Regions from separate parts of the Homo sapiens genome. Here region 1 is linked to region 2. Evidence: chromatin loops called from intact Hi-C (ENCODE). Cell type or tissue: K562. All regions are shown on one strand. Links, peaks and the distances in the headings refer to the core of each region. The heading gives the core; the rest is flanking DNA. Region 1 holds the start of LOC105373817 (a long non-coding RNA gene). Region 2 has its middle 46 kb from the start of LINC01825.

What was found. Peaks named below come from ENCODE experiments on the same cell type or tissue, not always from the same donor. Only the 100,000 strongest peaks of a DNase experiment are listed, where the experiment ranks them.
Region 1: a loop joins it to region 2, with 6 times the contacts of the local background. A loop is called at or near these places in 1 of 110 quality-filtered maps.

What each region holds. Positions count from the first base shown.
Region 1 is chr2:195,362,959-195,374,064 of GRCh38, reverse strand. The region is part of intron 1 of LOC105376755 (a long non-coding RNA gene); the gene reads left to right. LOC105373817 (a long non-coding RNA gene) reads right to left here and starts at 8,238. Exons shown (of 3, transcript XR_923733.3): 1 at 8,141-8,238; 2 at 5,222-5,320; 3 at 2,490-2,912. In K562, for the core only: no CTCF peak of the experiment used is centred there; no DNase peak of the experiment used is centred there.
Region 2 is chr2:195,481,143-195,492,248 of GRCh38, reverse strand. No RefSeq gene overlaps it. Among named protein-coding and RNA genes, the nearest start is that of LINC01825, 46 kb to the left of the region's middle. In K562, for the core only: no CTCF peak of the experiment used is centred there; a DNase peak (open chromatin) is centred at 5,058.

The DNA.
Region 1 (11,106 bases), core at 2,334-7,333, 120 kb after region 2:
CAACGCCATCAAAAAGTGGGCGAAGGATATGAACAGACACTTCTCAAAAGAAGACATTTATGCAGCCAGAAAACACATGAAAAAATGCTCACCATCACTGGCCATCAGAGAAATGCAAATCAAAACCACAATGAGATACCATCTCACACCAGTTAGAATGGCAATCATTCAAAAGCCAGGAAACAACAGGTGCTGGAGAGGATGTGGAGAAATAGGAACACTTTTACACTGTTGGTGGGACTGTAAACTAGTTCAACCATTGTGGAAGTGAGTGTGGCGATTCCTCAGGGATCTAGAACTAGAAATACCATTTGACCCAGCCATCCCATTACTGGGTATATACCCAAAGGATTATAAATCATGCTGCTATGAAGACACATGCACATGTATGTTTATTGCGGCATTATTCACAATAGCAAAGACTTGGAACCAACCCAAATGTCCCACAATGATAGATTGGATTAAGAAAATGTGGCACATATACACCATGGAATACTATGCAGCCATAAAAAATGATGAGTTGGTGTCCTTTGTAGGGACATGGATGAAATTGGAAACCATCATTCTCAGTAAACTATCGCAAGAATAAAAAACCAAACACTGCATATTCTCACTCATAGGTGGGAATTGAACAATGAGATCACATGGACACAGGAAGGGGAACATCACACTTTGGGGACTGTTGTGGGGTGGGGGGAGGGGGGAGGGATAGCATTGGGAGATATACCTAATGCTAGATGACGAGTTAGTGGGTGCAGTACACCAGCATGTCACATGTATATGTATGTAACTAACCTGCACAATGTGCACATGTACCCTAAAACTTAAAGTATAACAATAAAGATAAATAAATAAAAAAAACAAGAAAATAAACAGGTATTAATACGTTATTATTTCACCCAGATTAAATTGCTAGGAAAATGTTTTAGCATGCTCCCAGGAGAATATTTTGATTAGCTGCTAATACAGAAGGTATCAAAGAGTACTCAAAATATCTATAAGAAATGCAAAGAATCTTTTTCTACTCACATTCCCACCCCCATCAAATAACCATCAAGTTGTAACTTTCCACCTAATCCATGAGGCTTTGCACAGTGAATTAAATGAGAAAAGTCTACTAGATTTTAGTGGTGATGTTGTTAAAGCATGCATAACTGACACAGCAGAGTTTTTCCAATTTTTTATTCTCAAATTGCAACAGGGCACCATTGAAGACAATGGAAGATTTAATGAAACCAGTATTTATATTGTTATTTGAATGTTACTGAGTCATTGAAATTTCTGTTTCTGAAAGTATACACAAACACACACACGCTGTTTTAATTGTAGGAAGGAATTTCCATAATATTAAGAAAATGCAGCAGACTTTTAATAAGGGAAGGCTTATTTGTTTCTTTTCTTGAGGATATTGATCAGACCAGGAATGTATACATCTCTACCATCCAAGAACTTAAGAGTCCTGTGTGGCGATAAGATGCAGACACACAACAGAAATTACAGACAGCATGCATATATCTGTACTGCAGACAGGATTGCAGTAATCAAAGAAATTGATACATGTGTGTTTTTAAGTAAAGGAAGAAAACTGCATATTGATATTTAGCATATAAGTTTAATGTTTACAAATGAATTTGGATAGGGTAAAGTTGAAAGAGAGTAAACAATAGTTATGCCAAATATACTCAAGGAGTAGAATTAAAGGACAGAAAGCTAATGCAATTTTAAACATGTAATTATGTAATAGCCTCCATTAGGAAATATTGGATCCTCTTCAGGGAGGTGGTCATCTCCTTTACAAAACTCTGAGTTTCTAGGCTTTGTATTATAATTCAGTTCATCCTCAGAAAATAAAGTGAAATATAAATGTACTTGAAAATTTTTTGAAAAAATTATTTAAAAGTTTTGTACATGTTGTTTCATAATTATATGTTCTGGAATACATGGTGTCTTTTTTCAACGTAGGGTTTAATATGGTCTTTTTATGACTATAAACTATATCTGAAAAAGATTTATCTGAGCCTGTCTTAGAGGTGGTTTCTAAAATGACCACTTAGCCATGGTGACCTTTGAAAGTGAGAAACTTCCACTCCTTGTAAGACTGACATTGGAAAATTGGTTTCTTATGATTAGGAAAAGCCCATCTTGTAATTTTGCACAGGCAAACAGCATTATGCCTCATCTACTATAACATTTATCTTCTTTTATTATGGAGAAAGGGTACACATATCCTTTGAGCTTATTCACCTGACTGGGGATGGAAGAGCCCACTACAGACTGCTTTCATTTCCAGAAAGCAGCCCTAGAAAAGAATCTTATTTGCGACATGTCGATAATCTCTAGGTGGCTGAACTATGTTGTCCTGAAAGCGTCACAGTCAGAAGTAGTCCCTAGGGAGTTAATCTCCAGCTTGAAAGATTCAAGATGAGTTGAAAACAATAAAAGCATAACCCTTAAATCTTCTAATAAAAATAGTTTTAGTAAGGGTTGACTGGAACTGCTCAGATCAATAAGAAAGGCATTATATGATACTTAGTTTTGTTTTCTGTAATAATTTGACTTTTATAGTTGTCAGTATTGTTATTATATTTAGCCATATTAACAAAGTGTCTATTTTGATTTATTAACCATCACTGTGTAGGAAAAAGGCCCTGGTTTCTCTCTCTTAATAGCTTCCTTGAGAAGCTTATCATTTTATAAATAATTCAACCAGCATTGCTCCTTTGGAGGTAACATATACTATTTGCGGGTAAAATGTATGAGTAAATACATAATTCTTTGTGGACCAAATTTCAAAACCTGATTCCTTAAAATTGTTAAAATGGGCCAACGATAGTACCTGAGATTCAACAGCATTTCTTGACAGTTTCTTCATCAGTTTGATCTTCGCCTTTACAGATGTCCTCACAGGTATGCTGAGACAATCAAACAAGTAATTTGTTTTGATTACATTAAAAATCCCAAAGGCCTAAAGAAGGTCTTTACCCTGGAAAGAACTGAAATTCGCCACACCACACTCAGCCACTCATGCAGCCTTATGCATCCCCTAAGAGTTTGCAGTTCTCAGCCCCAGTTACGTAACAGATCAACTGGAGACCTTTAAAAAAATACCAATACTGGGACTGGCCTAGAAAAATTCTGAAAGAATTAGTCTGGGGTGAGATCTAAAAGTGAATATTCTTAAAAAGCTGCTCAGAGATTCTAGTCTGTAGCTAGAATGATAACCACTCCACTATAGCCATGGCATATTACTCAGTGTGTCCAGGGAAGCTGATATTAGTATATTCTGATTATAACAATATAAAACACAGAATCCACATTTATTAGATCAAGCAGAACTTCCTGGTTGTGTGTGTTGGCAGGAGGTTGTGTGTGTTCACAGAAGATTGTGTGTGTGTTCTTCTTTTATAATACTTAATGCTTAACCTTGGTACAACTCTGTTTCATTCTCTGGGTACAGCAAATGAACAACTTTATCACATTTATCAGGAATAAATTGATAATGTATTTTACAGATAATCACTAATTTTCATATCCCTATAAAGTACCAACAGGAGAAAAACAACGCCATGGAATGAATGAGCCATGCCTTCAAACAGTGCTTCTGGAGCTATTGATATGATGGTTGCACACGCTACCTTGCTTTGGCAAGGTTATCTTAATCAGGGCTCCCTCTGATTCTTTATGTAACTTATTCTGTAACAGCTGTGGAGAACACTTTTATAATGTCTAATGTTTATGACCTAGCAGAACTTCTTTCAAGAAAGCTGCTGAGGGCATATGCCCACAAATCTAATGCAAAGGCTGAATGCTGTTCGTAACATGAAAGGAGACCATGTTACTATTCTGCATAAAAATTCTCTGGTAGTTCCTGCCTTCAAGTTACTTACGCTATAAAACCATTTATTGCCTGGCTCTTCTTACCTGGCCAACTTTAATGTCCCGCCATTCTCCCCACTCCCATCCTCTCCCTCCACACATGTAAGGCTGAAGTAGAGAAAATGAATGCTCACTTCCTAGGATGCTGTAAATATTAAACCAGAATTCCCAAAAAATACTTAGTACAGTGCTTAGAATGTAATAACACAAGATTAAACACACACAGAAATAAATGACAATAACAACAACAAAAATATTTCTGTGTCCTCATAGAGCAGTTGCCTGCTTCTTACTTTACCTTTCAGTAGCATCATTTGCATATATCTATCATAAGCTTTATCTAATTACATTAAAATCAGTGGTTTGCCAATCAGCTTAACAGCATAGGTCTCAATGCACAATAGGCATGTAATTAATTTTTCATGAAATCAAATGCCTCTGATTTAAAAATTTCAAGAAGTGTTAGATTTTTGCTCAGCCATCTATTCTCTCACATGCTTAGATCCTCAAATATTAATTTAATGAATGAGTGAATCAATGAATGGTTCCCTTTATAATCAGGAACTGGTAGAAACTATGAATGCAGTTCATACAGTGATGCCAACTGGCCCATAGATGATTCAAAACTTTGAGCCTTGGCTTTCTATTACCCTCTCATAGGATTAATTTCTAACTACATCCAAAACTACCTCAGAAAAATTTGAAGACTGAAGCATCCCTATAATGGTTCTTAGTGGTGTTGTCAGAGTTCAAATGAACCAGAGTGACTCCATCTTGAATAGGGGCTGGGTAAAATAAGGATGAGACCTGATGGGCTGCGTTCCCAGGAGGTTAGGCATTCTCAATCACAGGATGAGCTAGGAGGTCAACAGGACTGGTATCACAAGATACAGGTCATAAAGACCCTGCTGATAAAACAGGATGCAGTAAAGAAGCCAGCCAAAACCCACCAAAACCAAGATGGTGTGGAAAGTGACCTCTGGTCATCCTCGCTGCTTGTTATATGGTAATTATAATACATTAGCATGCTAAAAGACACTCCCACCAGTGCCATGACAGTTTACAAATGCCATAGCCACCTCGGGAAGTTACCCTATACGGTCTAAAAAGGGGAAGGAACCCTCAGTTCCAGGAAATACCTACCCCTTTCCTAGAAAACTTATAATCCACCCCATATTTAGCATATGATAAGAAAACTTATAATCCACCCAATATTTAGCAGATGATAAGAAATAACCATAAAAATAGCTAACCAGCAGCCCTGGGGGCTGCTCTGTCTATGGAGTAGCCACCCTTCTATTTACTTTCTTAATAAACTTGCTTTCACTTTGCTCTGTGAACTCACCGTGAATTCTTTCTTGCATGAGATCCAAGAACTCTCTCTTGGGGTCTGGATTAGGCCTCCTTTCCAATAACACTGTAGTTGAAATTCAGTTCCTGAAATCTATTTCATTGAAAAGGAATAAATTATCAAGGCACATCTGTTTTGAATTTTCTCTTTTAAGAGTGTAAGTAGGGCCAATAGTGTACGTAGGTCAGCATTGAATGCAGATACCAGTGGTTGATATTATAGATTTCTCGGGCATAACTGTTAGTTTTCCTTTCATAATGATAGACATGTTAGAGGATGGTTACTCACTCACATTGCATTTTCAAAGTCCAGCTTAGCAAATTAGAATAAATTATTATCTTCAGCTGAGTTGGCTGTGGGCAACTTGTGTGCATCTAGCCAACCCTCTGAGAGCCTGGTCCTCCCTCCCTCCCTCCCTCCCTTCCTTCCTTCCTAGTTACTTGTTTGTCTGTCTTTAGTTTTAGATTCTTAGATTGTCAACTTCAGGAGGGTAAGAAACATACATATATATTGCTCTCCATTTTATCTTTGCTAGGCAGAAATTGAATACTAGTTTATTCTGAATGGGGATATGTTCTGGTTCTAGATGTGCAGCTTAGAAGGACATTCTTTTTCTTCCCACTGAATGCTTTACATTAAGACACAGAGCTGTAGAATAAAGGTAATAATCAACCCTGGCCCGAAAGGGAGTTAGTTGCTGGTTACAGTTGACACTTCAGTGTCAACTGCTGGATACAGTTGACATTGTTTGGCCTCTGCTGATGAAGGAGAGACGAAGATAAGAATGTTCTGAGAATATACAGGTCCACAAAAATACTGGTCTAATCTTGTTTGGTTAGGAAAAAAAATAACCAGTTGAGTCTGTGGTTGCTTCATGGGCCTAGCTGGGTGTAATCCTGACTTTTATTGTTGAGTGGTTGGGCACTTAGGTGCCAGGTCACCTGGGTAACCACAGCTAATACTCTGTACTCTATGATCACAGTGAAGGTCTTCCAGAAGCTAGGCTGCCCAGTAAAAGAAAACCAAACCATTAATTTTTAAAAATACCAGGTTTAAAACTAAACACACATTTGGATTTCAAATATAGCACTGGCATCTGAATGTACCCTGCTGTATATATTCAAGTTGCACCAGCCTACTTTATGTCAATATAGATATCTATATCAGTATCTAGTAAGCAACCACTTTGGGGGAGAGCCCGAGACTGAAGAATGTTTTATTTTAAAAGGGTATTTCCTTTGGTAGTTTTTACACCCCCTAAAAGGAGTGTATTCCAGGGACTTTTATCAAAACAAAATTTAAAAAGTCATTGTTGAATGCATGCATGCATACATGCATGAATAAATGCAGTTACACCTAGGAATTGCGAACAAGGAAATTAATACCACTGGATTCAAAAGTCAAAGAACCTCGGTTCTAGACCCACAGTTATCCTCAATTAGTTATGTAATATATGTAAATAATTTACCTCTCAGTCTTAGTTTCATCAACTGTAAGATATCTTAATAATTTCTTCCATATGTACCTCAGAGGCTTCTTTTTTCAGAATTAATAAACTGCTAATGATGAAATTTTAAACTCATGAAATGATATCGAGATAAAAGGTATTAATGAAGAAGACTTTCAGCTGGGCATGCTGGCTCACTCCTGTAATTCCAGCACTTTGGGAGGCTGAGGTGGGTGGATCACTTCAAGTCAGGAGTTCGAGACCAGCCTGGTCGACATGGTGAAACCCCATCGCTACCAAAATACAGAAATGAGTCAGGTGTGGTGGCAGGCACCTCTAATCCCAGCTACTTGGGAGGCTGAGGCATGAGAATCATTTAAACTGGGAGGTGGAGGTTGCAGTGAACCAGTGAGCTGAGATCATACCATTGCACTCCAGCCTGGGTGACACAGTGAGATTCCATCTCAAAAAAAAAAAAAAAAAAAAAAGAAGACTTTCAAGTATTCCCTTTCTTTACTTAGAGATCATTTTTACTTGTTTGTTTCTTGGCAAAGGATCCCTGGAAACTACTTTTAATTGGTTGTTCATGCTGTACCTCTCATAAAGTGAACCAAATATTTTATTTCTGTATTATTTCATTTACATTAAACAATGAAGCAAAAGTAGATAAAATGCATTTTATAATCATAAAATGGGCTCAGATATCAGAAATTTTAGAAAAGATTCAAGTACTTCAAAATTCATTAGATTTTTTCCGGATGTCATTAGATACCTACAGAAATGCACATTACATAGAAATAGGTACATACATAGAAATGTATTTGCATAATGTTATGATGACAGTGGAGGAACAGGGACCAACACCTTTTTCATAATTGTATTTCAATGGACACATTACTAGAAATCACATGCCCAATGTAGCAGAAACAAATTGTTCTGTAATATCTATCTGTATCTTTTTCTTTCTTAATTTTTAGCTAAACACATAGGCACTTAAAGACTGCATTTCCTGGCATCCCTTGAAGCTAGGTCCAGAATAGATGTGATAATCGCTGCAGGAGCATCTTATGCTGGGAATGGTAGAGCAAGAATACAGGCATCTGAGTCCCTGGCCATCCCTGGACCTGTCACTTATATACAAAAGAGAAATAAACTTTATCTTGGAGTGTCTGGCACTCATAGCTAAACTTAATTCTAATGAATACTTCCAATCCTGTGGATGTGAATTAGTAACGTAAAAAAAAGTTTTGAAACCAGTAGGGAAATATGGAGATACTATTATCACTTCCACCAATGTCCTTTCATTTTTCCTTTAATATGATGATATGTTTTGGGTTGATCTTCTGGCAATTTAAATGGGTTCCCTTGATGGGGTTAAGAGGTATATCGGTAGTGGAGAAGGATTAGTGTTTTGAATGAATGGGGCAATTTCAAATGAAACAAAAGATTTTGATTTGGGTAGTTACCAATCTCTTCTTCCAGCCATGTTTCCTCTTGGGTGCTGGGCTTTGGCCAGTTCCTACGGGTCTCGATGGAATGTCAGGCTTGTCCTCGACCTGTCCTCAGGCTGCAGTAGGTGGATGGAAGTGAGGGCAATTAGTGAGAAAGTCCAAATGTAGAATTAAAATTGAAAATCAGATAGACTGGCAGAAGAGACAATACAAAGGGACTAAGCAGAGAGACAAAATCCAGTTACAAAACAGTAGGCAGAAACAGGGAATAACAGCTAAAAGCAAAAGCATTTTGATGGAGGTGGGAGGTGGGGCCTGCAGTGTCTTTGAGCCCTGGAATGCAGTTGCCACACTTTTTTTTAGGACAGTCGTGCATAGATTCAGCCATGGGTGGGTGGTTGCCAAATTAGTTTGAACTGACAAATATGCTGGGACCCCCTTAGGAGAGAAAGTGAAGAAATAAGGACTGAGGAGAAGTGGGGGCTGGCCTCTGAGTGAGTCCTACTATGTGCCATTTTATGGTAATCAAAGGAGCATCATTGGTTCCTTGATGGAATCCAGAGCTGAATCCGCAGAGAAGTCATCTGGTGGTTGGCACAGTAGTGGGAGAACTCATTGGTCAGAGATGGAGTCAGGAGGCTGATGTGAGCCTGGAAGTTGGCACATGTACAGTACAACCTTAAGCTTTCGTTGGGCATAGGGGAAATAAGATCAAATTCCCAGGAGAGAGAAAAGAGGGTATAAGAGGGTGGGGCGTTAGAGCCCACCATGCTGGCTGAAGTCCCAGAAGGCAACTGCAATGCTAGGAAGTGATATTGAACAGAAGTTTAAAGTTTTGATACCAGTGTCTGAGAGATGAGTGGCCTCCATATCAGGATGGATCTACTGAGGCTCTATATTAGTCTATTTTCACACTGCTAATAAAGACATACCTGAGACTGGGTAATTTATGAATCACAGTTCCACATGGCTGGAGAAGCCTCACAATCATGGTAGAAGGTGAAGGAGGAGCAAAGGCACGTCTTACAAGGCAGCAGGCAAGAGAACGTGTGCAGGGGAACTGCCTTTTATAAAACCATCAAATGTCATGAGACTTACTCACTTTCACAAGAACAACACAGGAAAAACCTGCCCCCATGATTCAATTACCTCCCACTCGATCCCTCCCATGATACATGGGGATTATGGGAGCTACAATTAAAGATGTGATTTGGGTGGAGACACAGCCAAACCATATCAGGCTCCATGAATTCCTCTCACAGTAACATGAAACCAGGGCTCAGAAGCCCAGTCCAGCTCAGGCTGGAGCCCAATCTACCAATAGAAGGCATCTATTATGTCTGCAGAGACTTCTGTGGGAGAAGGATAGCAGGAAGAGGACATCTCTCCTTTCCATTCTCAGACCAGAGTCCACACTCATACTTTGTCAGAAGAGAATGACCATTACAGAGTCAGAAGGCAGAGTCAGTAACTGTTAACTGGCAGCAGTAAGATCAACAAAACACTGGCTTTATTATTCAGAATTCTTTCCTGTAATAATATTTGGTTTATTAAAAATTTACCTACGTTTCCAATATCCCAAATAATTTATATTGGGTTATATAAGACAAAAATGAAATTGTACTTTGATTAACAAACTAGTCCACAGGCTGTGTAGAAACTACCACCCACAATTATGAACAATGATTATTCATTCCCCAAACATTAGTCATCCACATTCAAAGGGTTAGCTTCAGCAAACAGAAGCTTACTTTATTATTATTTTTAAATCTTACGTTCTTGGAATGCTCAAGGCTTTCTCCAGTAATTAAAAATAAAGCATTAAAAAGATCTTAAATTAACAATTTTGTTAAAGGAAAAATGAGCTAAGAGATTCAACTGTATTATTCAAAGGATATAAGTAGCAAATATTCTTCTGAAGTGCATATAAAAAACACATTCAGCACCTTTGATTAAGTCACATGGTATCGACAATAACTTTTAACTTGTCTTTCTTCAAAGTTTAAAAAAGAATTAGAAAAATATTTAATCTATTCAGCTCTTTTTGTCTTGTGCCAAAACATATCTTGGAATTTCAGGGAGTCAAGCTAGCTGAATAAAAAGAAAAGATCAAAGGCAATGTTTAAAATTTTTGTAGGAAACACAAAGAGGAAATTTAAATAATATCCAAAATAAACAAAGTGGAAACTTTGTATGACACAACAGCACAGGCAGTAACCACTGAATCCTGCTGGAACTGTGTGTAACCAACTGTGTATAACCAAATATTCAAGTATAAATGATCTCATTCATACCTGAATACTTACATGATTAAATGAGATCATTTATACTTGAGTGTACATACTGCTGGAACTGTTTGTATATTGAAGTATAAATGAGATCTGAACTGTTCCCATAGGTATTCAGCACATCTCTGGGCACTCACAACGCTTTTTTTTTCTGTTCCTACAGAGCTTTCAGTGACAAACTTTAGTATGTTGAAATGTTTGGGGCCTGTCTTCTTGTCTAGAAATTAAGTGACACTGCACCATGCCACCTTGGACATTGTGAAATCTAGGTTGGGGATAGTAGGAGGTGTCATTTATTGTTAAGACATATCTCACCCTAGGACACCATTTTTCTACGGTACTCAGGAACAGGTAGTTCTGTCTTCCTTTGGAATAGCCAACTGAATTAGGTACATGTTGGCTGAGCTATGTTTATGATATATAATTTGTCAACATCAGATGACTTTTTTTTAGGGAAATTAAGCATGTTTGGTCGGGTGTTTATCTGAACTCATCTAATACTGCTAAGGAGTTTGTATTTCTGTTATAACACTCATTTATTCTGCTCTGCATTATATTTAGTTGTCTACATATATTATACCTTCAACTAGATGTTAAACTAATTAGAGGTGAGCATCTGCATAATTCAAATTTGCATTCTCCATGGTTGGAGGTGTGATTCTTTCAGCTTTGCTAGTCCCAGAAATGGAAACT
Region 2 (11,106 bases), core at 2,513-7,512:
AATAACATGGGTCCTAGGAAGCAGATTCTAAAATGAGACTTAAGAATTGGTTTACCATCACTGTTGGTAGTTGGAGCACTAATAGAGCCTGGCATGAATTTTCATTGTAATTTTTAAAACTTTCATGAGTGATAAAAAGTAATCGAATACTGCTGAAAAGAAAAACACTGGCAGGTATGACAGGTCAGGTGTTTGAGAGGTTCAGGTGAAATCATAATTTATAGACTATTGAATGAGATGGCTCTCCCTGGGGTGGATCAATGCATTACAGGAAAAGAATAAAAAGGGAAGGATGATTTTTTACCATTATAAGGTGAAGGGTAAAACCAGAGGGCCTCTTTGGAAGCATAAACTCTAATTTACTGCCAGAGGTCAGAAGAGGCTGAAGATTAAACTCAGGGCTTAATTATAGTTGTGTCAGAGCTCCAAAGAAAGTTGAATTTTCAATCATGGTAGGTCCATTTACAGAATCCACAGCCCTGTTTGTAAAGGAGTGCGATTACTGACAGGAACATCTGGGTCAATACACTTGAAAATCTAAAATTCTTATGTTTTCCTAAACCTTTGACTTTCTCCTTCTTTTAGACATTGTAGAGAGGTGTGGTTGCTTATAGACAATGTAGAGAGAGGTTTCTTCCTTGCAAAAAAAGTGTCTACACCAACCCCCCCATCCCCTCCAGAATATACCCTTACCTTCCTTCCTATATTTCCTGACAAATAGCAAGGGGTCAAATTACAACATGAAATGTCTGGGGAAGTGCTGAGCCTGGTAAGCAAGCAAAGGGATGGAAGGAGTTGCAGGACCTAGCAAACATACACTAGCAGGGACTGAAGAGTCTATACGGGACTGGATTCTAAGGGTGCTGATTCAAAAGAGAAAGTTGAATAAGGGAGAGTTTACTGATAGGAGATCACTGTATCATGATACAGGGTTTAACACTGAAAAGACCTTAAGAGATGGTGAAATAGCATTCTGCGTTGGAGCTTAGAAACTTGGAAAATGTTATGGTCCACATTGCAAAAAAGTAAAAATGCCATAACTTCCACAGAAAAAACAATCAGAAAGCTCAGAGAATTTTAGAATGGATATACTATGTAAGGCTAGACCACCCACCAGCTGACTATGTTCTGTGGAGTGGACAGAATTTACTTGTCAAAGTACTAAGGGGATTTTGGATTCTGCTTAGCATATAAAAAGCTGAAAAGGGCCAGGTGTGGTGGCTCACACCTGTAATCCTAGCACTTTGGGATGTTGAGGTGGGCGGATTGCTTGAGCCCAGGACTTCAAGACCAGCCTGGGCAGCATAGTGAGACCTCGTCCCTACTAAAAACACAAAAATTAGCCTGGTGTGGTGGCACGTGACTGTAGTCCCAGATACCCAGAAGGCTGAGGTGGGAGGATCATCTGAGCCCCAGAGGTTGAGACTGCAGTGAGCTGTGATCATGCCACCGTACTCAGCCTGGGCGACAGGGTGAGACCCTGTCGAAAACAAAACATAACAAAACAAAAACTTGAAAAGAGCATGCTTCCACCCTTATAACAACAACCACCACCACAACAACCACACAACAGTTGATAATTTTCTAAAATTAATGACAGACACTAAAGCAAAGATTCAATTAAACACCAAAACCAAAGAATACCAAGCATGATTAAAATCACACATGCACGCACACACACACACACACACGCATCTCTAGGCATATCATATTCAATCTGCTGGAAGTAGTCTGACAAAGAGGAAGTCTTGAAAACAGTCAAAGAAAAAAAGACAAATTACATAGGGAAGAACAAATACAATAAATCACAATTCTTATCTAGAAAATATGCAAAACAAAAAAAACCCAATGGGGTGACATCTTTAACTTGCTGGAAGAAAAAAAAAAAGAAACTATTAGCCATAGTGATGTGAACTGCAGTAATCAGAATGGCTAGCTTTGTTTTGAGTTCAGTGGTGGCACTCCTCTGTAGGCCAGGGCTGACAGTAGAAGATATTATAGAAGTGGGATCATGAAGAGTAAAGAGCATGAAATAATCCTGAAATAACGGAAGTCAGGTCGTGCACTTAACTATCAGAAGCAAGGTGAATACAATTGTTGTAACAATCAAAGGTCAGAGTGGAAGCCAAGCATGTCTGACCCAGAGTGAGCTGTGGAGATAGAGTATGATGTTCCCAAGGGCAAAACAGATGGGTAGTCAACAATGGTATTTTACAATCTATACAACCAAAAGAAATCAAGTATTAATGATTAGGAAGCTAAGAGCAGCCACTGCAATTTAATGTCATAATCTTTTGTTCAGTTGACAGACCTGAGCCAGTTCTTAGATCCAGAACCCATTGACTGAAAGGAGGTCAAATTCTTAGGAAGAAGTATCCTGCAATATAGCACATATAAGGAGTAACACTTTCATCATTCCTTACTCAAAGGGACCTATGACCATTTACTTGGATAATCATATATTTTGGAAAGGGGAGTACTCAAATATTTTGTTAATTGTTGGAAATAGGGTCTAAGCTGACATTGTTCCCTGGGGACTCAAAACATCATCCTGTCTGCTTGTTACAGTAGGACTGTGTGTGTATGTGAGGGTTAGGCAGAATAATGGCCCCTTAAAGCTGTCCTAGTGTCTAGAACCTATGAATATGTTAGTTTACATCCTAACATATGTTAGGTCACATATCCTTTTTCTACAAGGATAACGTCCAACTGAAAGTAGAGGAGACGAGGATTTCCAAGATGTGACTGTGTCTTTGCAAACCAACCCTAACAATGACTCCTTGTTTATTGTCAAGCATTGATTCTGCTGGAGGTGGCTCCTGTCGGCATTGGGTTCTTTCAGGGATACCTCTTTGGAAAGCTTATGACAATGGCAGTTCTAAAGAGTCCTGCTATTTTTCATCTTATCAAGCAGCTGACAGTTGTCTCTGCCATATTTGGGCAGAGCTCTCCACCACACTTGGGCAGAGCTCTCCACCGCACTTTGGCAGAACTATCTGAGTAGCTCATCACTTCTCTCATATTACTTGGCAAAGCCCCTGCTGATTCCATTAGAAGTTTTGATGCATCACAGCTCAGTAAGTAACATGTTTCTAAAGATCCAGGGATTGCATTAAGGGAACAGGCCTTTTGATATCTTTACTGAATTTTTATTCACTCAGATCTACTTTTCTCTTATGTTCCCTAAGAAGTTCTAATGAAAGTGTCAATCAGAGATGTGCTACACAATATGACAGTGTTAGCCACATATGGCTATTTATGTTTGAATTATTTGAAATAAAATAAAAATTTGTTTACTCAGTTGGCACTAGTCACATTTCACATGCTCAGTAGTCACAAGTATGTAGTCATTATCATATTTGATGGTGCAGATATGGAACATTTCCATCATTGGAGAAAGCACTATTGGACAGCATTATTAGAGCTTGTGGGCCTCTCTAGTAAGTATCTAGTTGACTGGTTAGATGTCTTAAATTCTTCATTACATGTATTTTCCTTCCCCATCACAAGAGGGCAATGAGTGGTATACACAAAGAGAACTTCAATAGACACTCTAGTTTCCCCAAATTTCCCAGGAATAGGTTTAATAATTACTCTGGGTTATAAATTGAGACAGCAACAATACAGTTACAAAGTTTTTACACTATGGCATCCATTAATTTTTTTTTTTTTTTTTTTTTTTTGATATGGAGTCTCACTCTGTCACCCAGGCTGGACTGCAGTGGTGCGATCTTGGCTCATAGCAACCTCCGCCTTCCGGGTTCAAGTGATTCTTCTACCTCAGTCTACCGAGTAGCTGGGACTACAGGTGCTGCCACCACGCCAGGCTAATATTTGTATTTTTAGTAGAGACTGAGTTTCACCATGTTGGCCAGGCTGGTCTCGAATTCCTGACCTCTTGTAATCCACCTGCCTCTGCCTCCCAAAGTGCTGGGATTACAGGGCCATTAAAAATTAATAGTTAGCATTTTTTTGCTCATAAACTATATGCCAGATACTTGACATGCAGTATTTTTCATGGCATCATGAATTGGATAGTATCCCCATTTTGCAAACAAGGCAACTAAGGCTCAGAAAGTAAGAATAGACTCCCCAAGATCATATACATTCTAAGTGGCTCTTTCTAATTCTGAAGACCATGCTTTAGGTCACACTGTGCTGTAATGACTTAGTTGTAGAAAAGCAATGGGCAATAAATGTCATTTGGTTAACATAACCTGAAATTCTACTGCAGGCGATTTCTATTTCTCTGTCATTTCTCCTGTTTTGATACTTCATGTTTTCTTTCCTCAATGTCTTGGAAAGTACTTCCAGAAGGCAAAATTTATACAGATTTTAATCTTTGTGGGATGAAGCACTCATTTATTTATAGTCTTACAGAATGTTATCGATACTTTTTTTCTGTTCCATGTAGTATTGTTTTTTTTCCCCCTTTCAGTTTAAAATACAGGCATGCACTTAAATATTTCTAATAACATGTGGTAAGGGCTGGGTCTCTGCAGATCTAAGATCCTCCTGTACCAAAATACAGATCAATGTGATGGCTTGTGATAATAAGGCTGCTCCTCACTCCCAGAGGAATTGTCAAATCCTTGTGTTTGTTGAAGCTTTGTGTTCCAACTTAACTATCCCTGACAATCTGTTTCTTACCTGTTTTAAGATGCTGCAGAATTCTTTAAAAACAAGATGGATTTTGTTTCTAATAACCATAATTATTTTTAAAAAGTGCCTTTGTGATGAGTTGCCTATCATGTGCCTGGTGAACTGAACTTTAAATGACCTTTTTGCCCTTATTATTGCAGCCGTTGCCTTCCAATTTTATATATAAAATATGAAGGAAAGGGAATTTAAAATAGAATTTATTGAGGTACACACAGCTTCAGCAGCTGCTGTTACAAGGGTATCATCAAATACCAACACTGACAAAAACCCATGGGGTCTATTTTCCAATTCAATCTTGAAGGAAATTTACAATAGTGAGTGTCTATGGCAGTTGAGGTTGGGTAAGATTTAGATGACTCATTTCCCTTATCTAATGAATTCAGGCCCTGCAAACTTTGCAAAAGCTTTAAACTGACAAAGCACCAAGAGAGTTGATGTGAAATTGAAAGACAGCTGGCATGGACTCAGAGCCTCTTGAGTTTAGCTCAGAAAGCTGCAAACCTGTACAGCTGCACAACTGTCAGGATAAAGATTCCAGCATAAAGATAGTCAAAATATTGCTACAGATGAAGAACTTTATGTCTAAAGCCTCTATTCCACAAAGAAGAGTCATTTTAAATAAAGAATGCACATGGCATTTTTACATTTATCTTCATTTTGCTAAGATAAAATAGATGAGAATGTTTCAATCTCCAACAACTTAGGTTAAAAAATTCAATTAAATATGAAAAATAGTTTTAAAATTTTTAAATGATCAAATCATTTTCCTGGAAGTAAAACAACTTTGATGTGGTTTTCCTTTTCAGGCTGTCTCTTTCCGATTCCTCGGTTTTGACAAGTCATAAGGATAATATAACACTTTGTTTTATTATGTGGTGAGAAACTCTTCAGAATGTTTCTGGGTAAGAGCACACTTAAATCATTAGGTGGGGAAACAAAGCTTGCTAGGTTTGGTGTTTTCAGGCAATAAATGATATCATCAATTATAATTTGTATACCCTTTTTTTAAGCAGAAACAAAACCCAAGTCAAATGGCATTTATGGCACAATTGACATTTTACTTATGGGAAGATAACTCAACATTAAAGGTATAGTTCGCTGAACAGTGATTACAAGGCTTATTGTATTAATGAGAACTAAAAAGTTCGACTACATATTCAAAGGATCCCCATGGCCTTTTATATTGCCCATCACAAAATCCTTTTCAAGCAATTTAAATTGTATCATGATTGGCTATTGGTATTTGAGAAATGGCATTAAACTCAGGCAAATAGTGAAATTCCACTGTATAGAATGGTATCTGTAAAATAAAATATAAATGCAAAACTGAAAAAATAGGAGATAAAATCACATGATTTTTACAATGACAGTATGTTGTTTAAAATGCAGAAAAAAATATGCATGAGTAGTTCCAAATCTTTATTTTATTCTAGGTGTTTTATGTCTTCTTAGACTGTTAGATCTAAAAAACTCCCTTTTCAATCCTACTATGTATAATGAGACTAAATCATAAACTATGTTTAATGCATTTTAAATTCATATGCAACTTGTCAGCACCTCCATTTAAAAATGATTTTACTTTTCATAATTTTATGACCACTTGGCTATAATATAAAATGCTAAATATATCAGTGTATGAAAACAAATTGAACTTGTAGACTGTGGACTCCTGTACATTACTCAAGATTTAGGTGAAACGCATGTAAAGCTTTTTCTGGCCTTGACTAGAAAGAAGAGGAGAGCCAAAAAACAAAGAGGAGAGTCAGTCTCTTCTTCTTTGTTTTTTCATTTCTGTACTAAAATTTACTATAGTACTTTTCATTTATTTTATTTTTATTTTTTAATTTCTTTTTGAGACACAATTTTGGTCTGTCGCCCAGGTTAGAGTATAGTGTTGTGATCACGGCTCACTGCAGCCTTGACCTCCCAGCCACGTGATCCTCCCACCTTAGCCTCCCAAGTAGCTAGGACTACAGGCATGCCACCACACCCTGCTAATTAATTTTTATTTTTGTAGAGATGGGATCTTACTATGTTGCCCAGGCTGATCTTGAACTCCTGGGCTCAAGTGATCCTCTTACCTTGGCCCCTAAAGTGCTGGGATTACATGTGTGGGACACTTTGCCTGGCCTACTATAGTACTTTTTAAAGTGTTTTGAAATTACTGTATATGTGCCTTCTTCCCTGTAAGAATGAATGACCCTGTTGACATCATAAATGAGGTCTTATTCTTCTCTTTAGATCCAGCAATTCAATGATGGCATCAAAGACTGGTTCTTTCACCTTTTGCTCTGCCATCCACCCTTATATCATCCTGAGGTTGGTTCTTGTAGTCATAGGATCATTGCCCATTTCCTATAGCATTTAAGCTGTATTTATTCTCACTTAAGCCTTCTGGGAGAGAAAGAGAGTGTTTTTCTACAATCATGGAACAATAGTACTTCTGTTCAGTCTGATGTACAATTGACCCTTGAACAACACAGGTTCGAACTGCTTGAATTCATTTATACTTGAATTTCCTCCCCAGTCTGCCACCTCTGAGACAGCAAGACAGATCCCTTCCCTTTCTATTTTCCCATCAGCCTACTCAACATGAAGATGATGAGGACGAAGAGCTTTATGATGATCCACTTACACTTAATGTGTAGTAGATGTATTTTTTCTTCTCTATGATTTTTAAAAATAACAGTTTCTTAGTATTATTGGCAAGGCTTCTGGTCAGCAGTAGACTGTTAGCAGTTATGTTTTTGGGAAGACAAAAGTACTATGCAGATTTCTGTCTGTGTGTAGGGTTGATGCTTCTAACTTCCATGTTGTTTCAGGGTCAACTGTAATAGTTTAGGTCCAACTCTGGACCAGTAACTGTCACCAGGAGAATGTCCTGTGCTGATTGGCCTAGGTCACAGTTCCTTAATCAATCTTGGGCAAGGGAGACATATTGTATTTGCTTAGACTCATCAGGGCCCTTCTCTGCAGATGGAATCAGTTCCTCAAGCTGCAATGAAACTTTATTGAAAAGGTGGTGAAATAGATGTTGGCCCTCACCTGTAATGTCTACTACGTAGAATTTTAGTATGCAGTATTTCTCAGGCTTATTGGGTTGAGCATGAACATTTATAGAAATTCTTCAAAGGAGCTTTTTGTTCTTAGGGTAGATAGCTTAGGAAATGCTGACCTGTAAGATTAAGTTAAAATTCCTTATTATAGCATAAAAAGCATTTTTGATATGGCCCTGAGTCTAGCTACTAGTTCTGTAGTCACTTCAAAGTCATGCTCTAGCAATAGCACATTTATTGCCTTTCCTATATCTCTCCATGTTTCCTACTATTTCAAGGCCTTTATTATTTGTTTTCTTGGTTGGCAAGTCTTTTCCACTCTGATTACCTTTTCATCTTTCAAAGTCAATCAAACATCCATCTCCTAAGAAGCCGTTCCTTCTATATACTATTTCAGCATCATGTACGTAATTCTTTTATTGCTTCCCATATAAAATTACAATTATATATTACAAGGCTTCTAAATTTTGAGTGACTGGAAGGGGGGGAGCACCTATGTCTTATTCATCTTTCCAGCCCCAGAATTTGGCAGAAGATTATTGTTAAATGTCTGCTCCATTGAATGGTGCCTTTAGTATGTTTTTGAAAATATTAGATCAGTACTACATTTTTATACTTTTATTCATGCCCAGAAGTATTAAATGTTTTAGTAATTAACTGCAAAATCTTTATCTTGTGGCTTGAATAGTAGTTCCTAAATCAACCTCAGAATCTGAGCTGTACAATTTTTCAAATTTATTTTTTCTGCCTAATTCATGCTGCCTAATTTCCAAGCTCAAAATCATAAATTAGATGTAGACTTTCTGATCAGGTAGTATTTGCAAAAGTTTAGCTAAAATAGGCAAAATTGAGAATGAATTTTTATAAGAAATGTCTGCACAGTTGAAGTATCATTATTATTATTATTTTGGTAGGATAGGGGTCCCACTATTTTGCCCAGGCTGATTTTGGACTCCTGGGCTCAAGTGATCCTCCCGCCTTGGCCTCAAAAAGAGCTGGGATTACAGGCATAATTCACTGTGCTCAGCCCAGATTACAGCTTTAAATCCTTCTTGGGATCACACATCCAAGAGTCCTGAACATATTTTCATAGAAAACAGTCCACGGTCCTAGAGCCTGTATTGTAATACAGTGTAAGGTGAGACAATGTCAAGGCATGATTTCAAAATGTAAGTTTTGAACTTTTATTCTTAAAGTGCACAAATATCTGTTTCTTTAGATTATAAAAGTTCAAAAGTACATTCAGGAGCTACTTAAAATATTCATGCTAACTTGCAAATATAGGAGAATCTGCAGGTCACTGTTTTTTTTTCTTGTTTTTAGTTTTTTATTTAATTTTAAATAGAGATGAGGTCTCACCATGTTGCCCAGGTTGGTCTTGAACTCCTGAGCTCAAGTGTTCCTTTTGCCTCTGCCTCCCAAAGTGCTAGGATTACAGGCCAGGCATGAGCCACTGCGCCCGGTCAGTAACTGTTTTTTAGTGTGTCAAAAACTTTTACTTAGGTTAATTGTAGTTTTAATAAACATTTTAAAAAGTTCACCAGGCCTTTTATATAAAGTCATTGCTAAGTGAAATGCAAGTTTTAAAAACTTTCTCTCCAAAAATACGTAGAGTATGTATTATACTGTGATATGAGCTTACTTAAAGAGGATGTTTATTTATTTATTTATTTATTTATTTATTTACTTACTTATGCAACCCAACATCCATTTCTCCTTCTCCTCTTAAACACTTCTCAATTTCTCTTTCTCACATTACAAGCAACCTTGGTCAAAGGGTTCTCAACTCTTCTAGGTGAGTAACCAAGGTAGGCTAATCAGATTTTTCCTAGACTTAATTTAGATGGAAAAGCAGTTAAAGTGGATTTACCCAATGATAGTGTCCAGGCAGAATGCCCATTAGTTCTTGCTACCTAGATTGCTAGAGATATTCTGCTCCTGTCCTTTCTGGCTATTTTATTCTTTGAGCTCCACCATATTCTTCCTGTAAATTCTCTTTCTGCTTAAGTTAGGTAGAGTCAGTTTCTGTTAGGTACAAAGAACCCTGACTATTACGGTAGTCAAGGTCATTTTACCTTTGGTTTGTTTTCAGCCACATTTTCAAACTGTATCTTTGTCAACTTTATTCTTTTTGCTTCATTTGAATTTTACTGTTTCTCATATGGGAAAAATGCCATGAATTAAGTAAGCATGATTCTTTTTATTAGATGCCAAATGAAGTCAGGTTTTAAAAGCTGAGTCTTGTCATGTTCAATCACTTTTCTGTAGCTCTTTCCACCTACAACAAACACAATCTGCCCGTTAAGATGTGCTTTAGCCATCTCTTTGCAAATTGTGTAAATGTTTTTGGAAGAGAGTTTCATTCCTCATTGTTGAGCTAATTTTCTCACAGTTTAGAAATGTCTTTATAGGAGTGAGCTTTCCAAAATTAGGGTATCTATTTCTTGTGTTTCAGCAGAAAAACACAATAAAAGAGATATGTTTGCCTGATACATGCTCATTCTGAGAGAATTGCAATCTATTCTTACTGATATCTTTTTGGGAAACTTGGATCTGCAGGAAACAAAGTTTTATCTTATTTTGGGATGTAGACAACTGTTTAGAACCATGAATAAAGGAAAAAAGTATAATTGTATATCTCCTACAACTTTTAAAACATATTGCAAGGGCTTGAGCTCTATCATAGTGAAAGAAAAATGAACATTTTTATAAAAATGAACATTTATTTAGATGAAGGTTAAAAGACAGAAATGCTGTTCTGAGTGAAATGTCTATAATAATTGAACTTTTGAGCCACAGGGGCAAGTCGGTACTTCACCAGGTACTCTCCAAAAATCTTTTTGTAGGCTTTAAAATACAAATGCCTTTAGAATGTCAAACTTATATTTCTTCAAACGAAAGAAAATCCTTCTGGAATATTAAATGGGCTTATAAAGAAGAGTTTTGGCTAAAAGGAGATCAAATATTTTATCAAAAGTTCGGTTCATCATTGCGAGAGAAAAGATCATGGAATAGCTGCTTAAGATTACAAAGGAGCCGTGATAGCTTCTGTTAATGATAGTGCATAGCCAATTTTGTCTTTGTACTTGCTTTATAAGAGTTCTCACCATTGGTTTTCTTTTGTACTTTTCTTTTTTGGTGATTATAGAACTTGATTATTATGGGTTTGAAAATTGTAGAGGTTTTTCCATATTACATCTAACTTTGTGAGGTAAGATTACCCACTGATGTTAAAAGAAGGCAAATGAAATGGCAAGATTTATAATATACATATGTGAAGTAATATTTTTTTCTTTCTTTCTTGGGAAATGTTGGAAGAACAGGGTTGAGGGATGCCTGGAGGAAAATGCTGAGGTGGAGTGTAATAGTTTCCTGGGGCTGCTGTAAC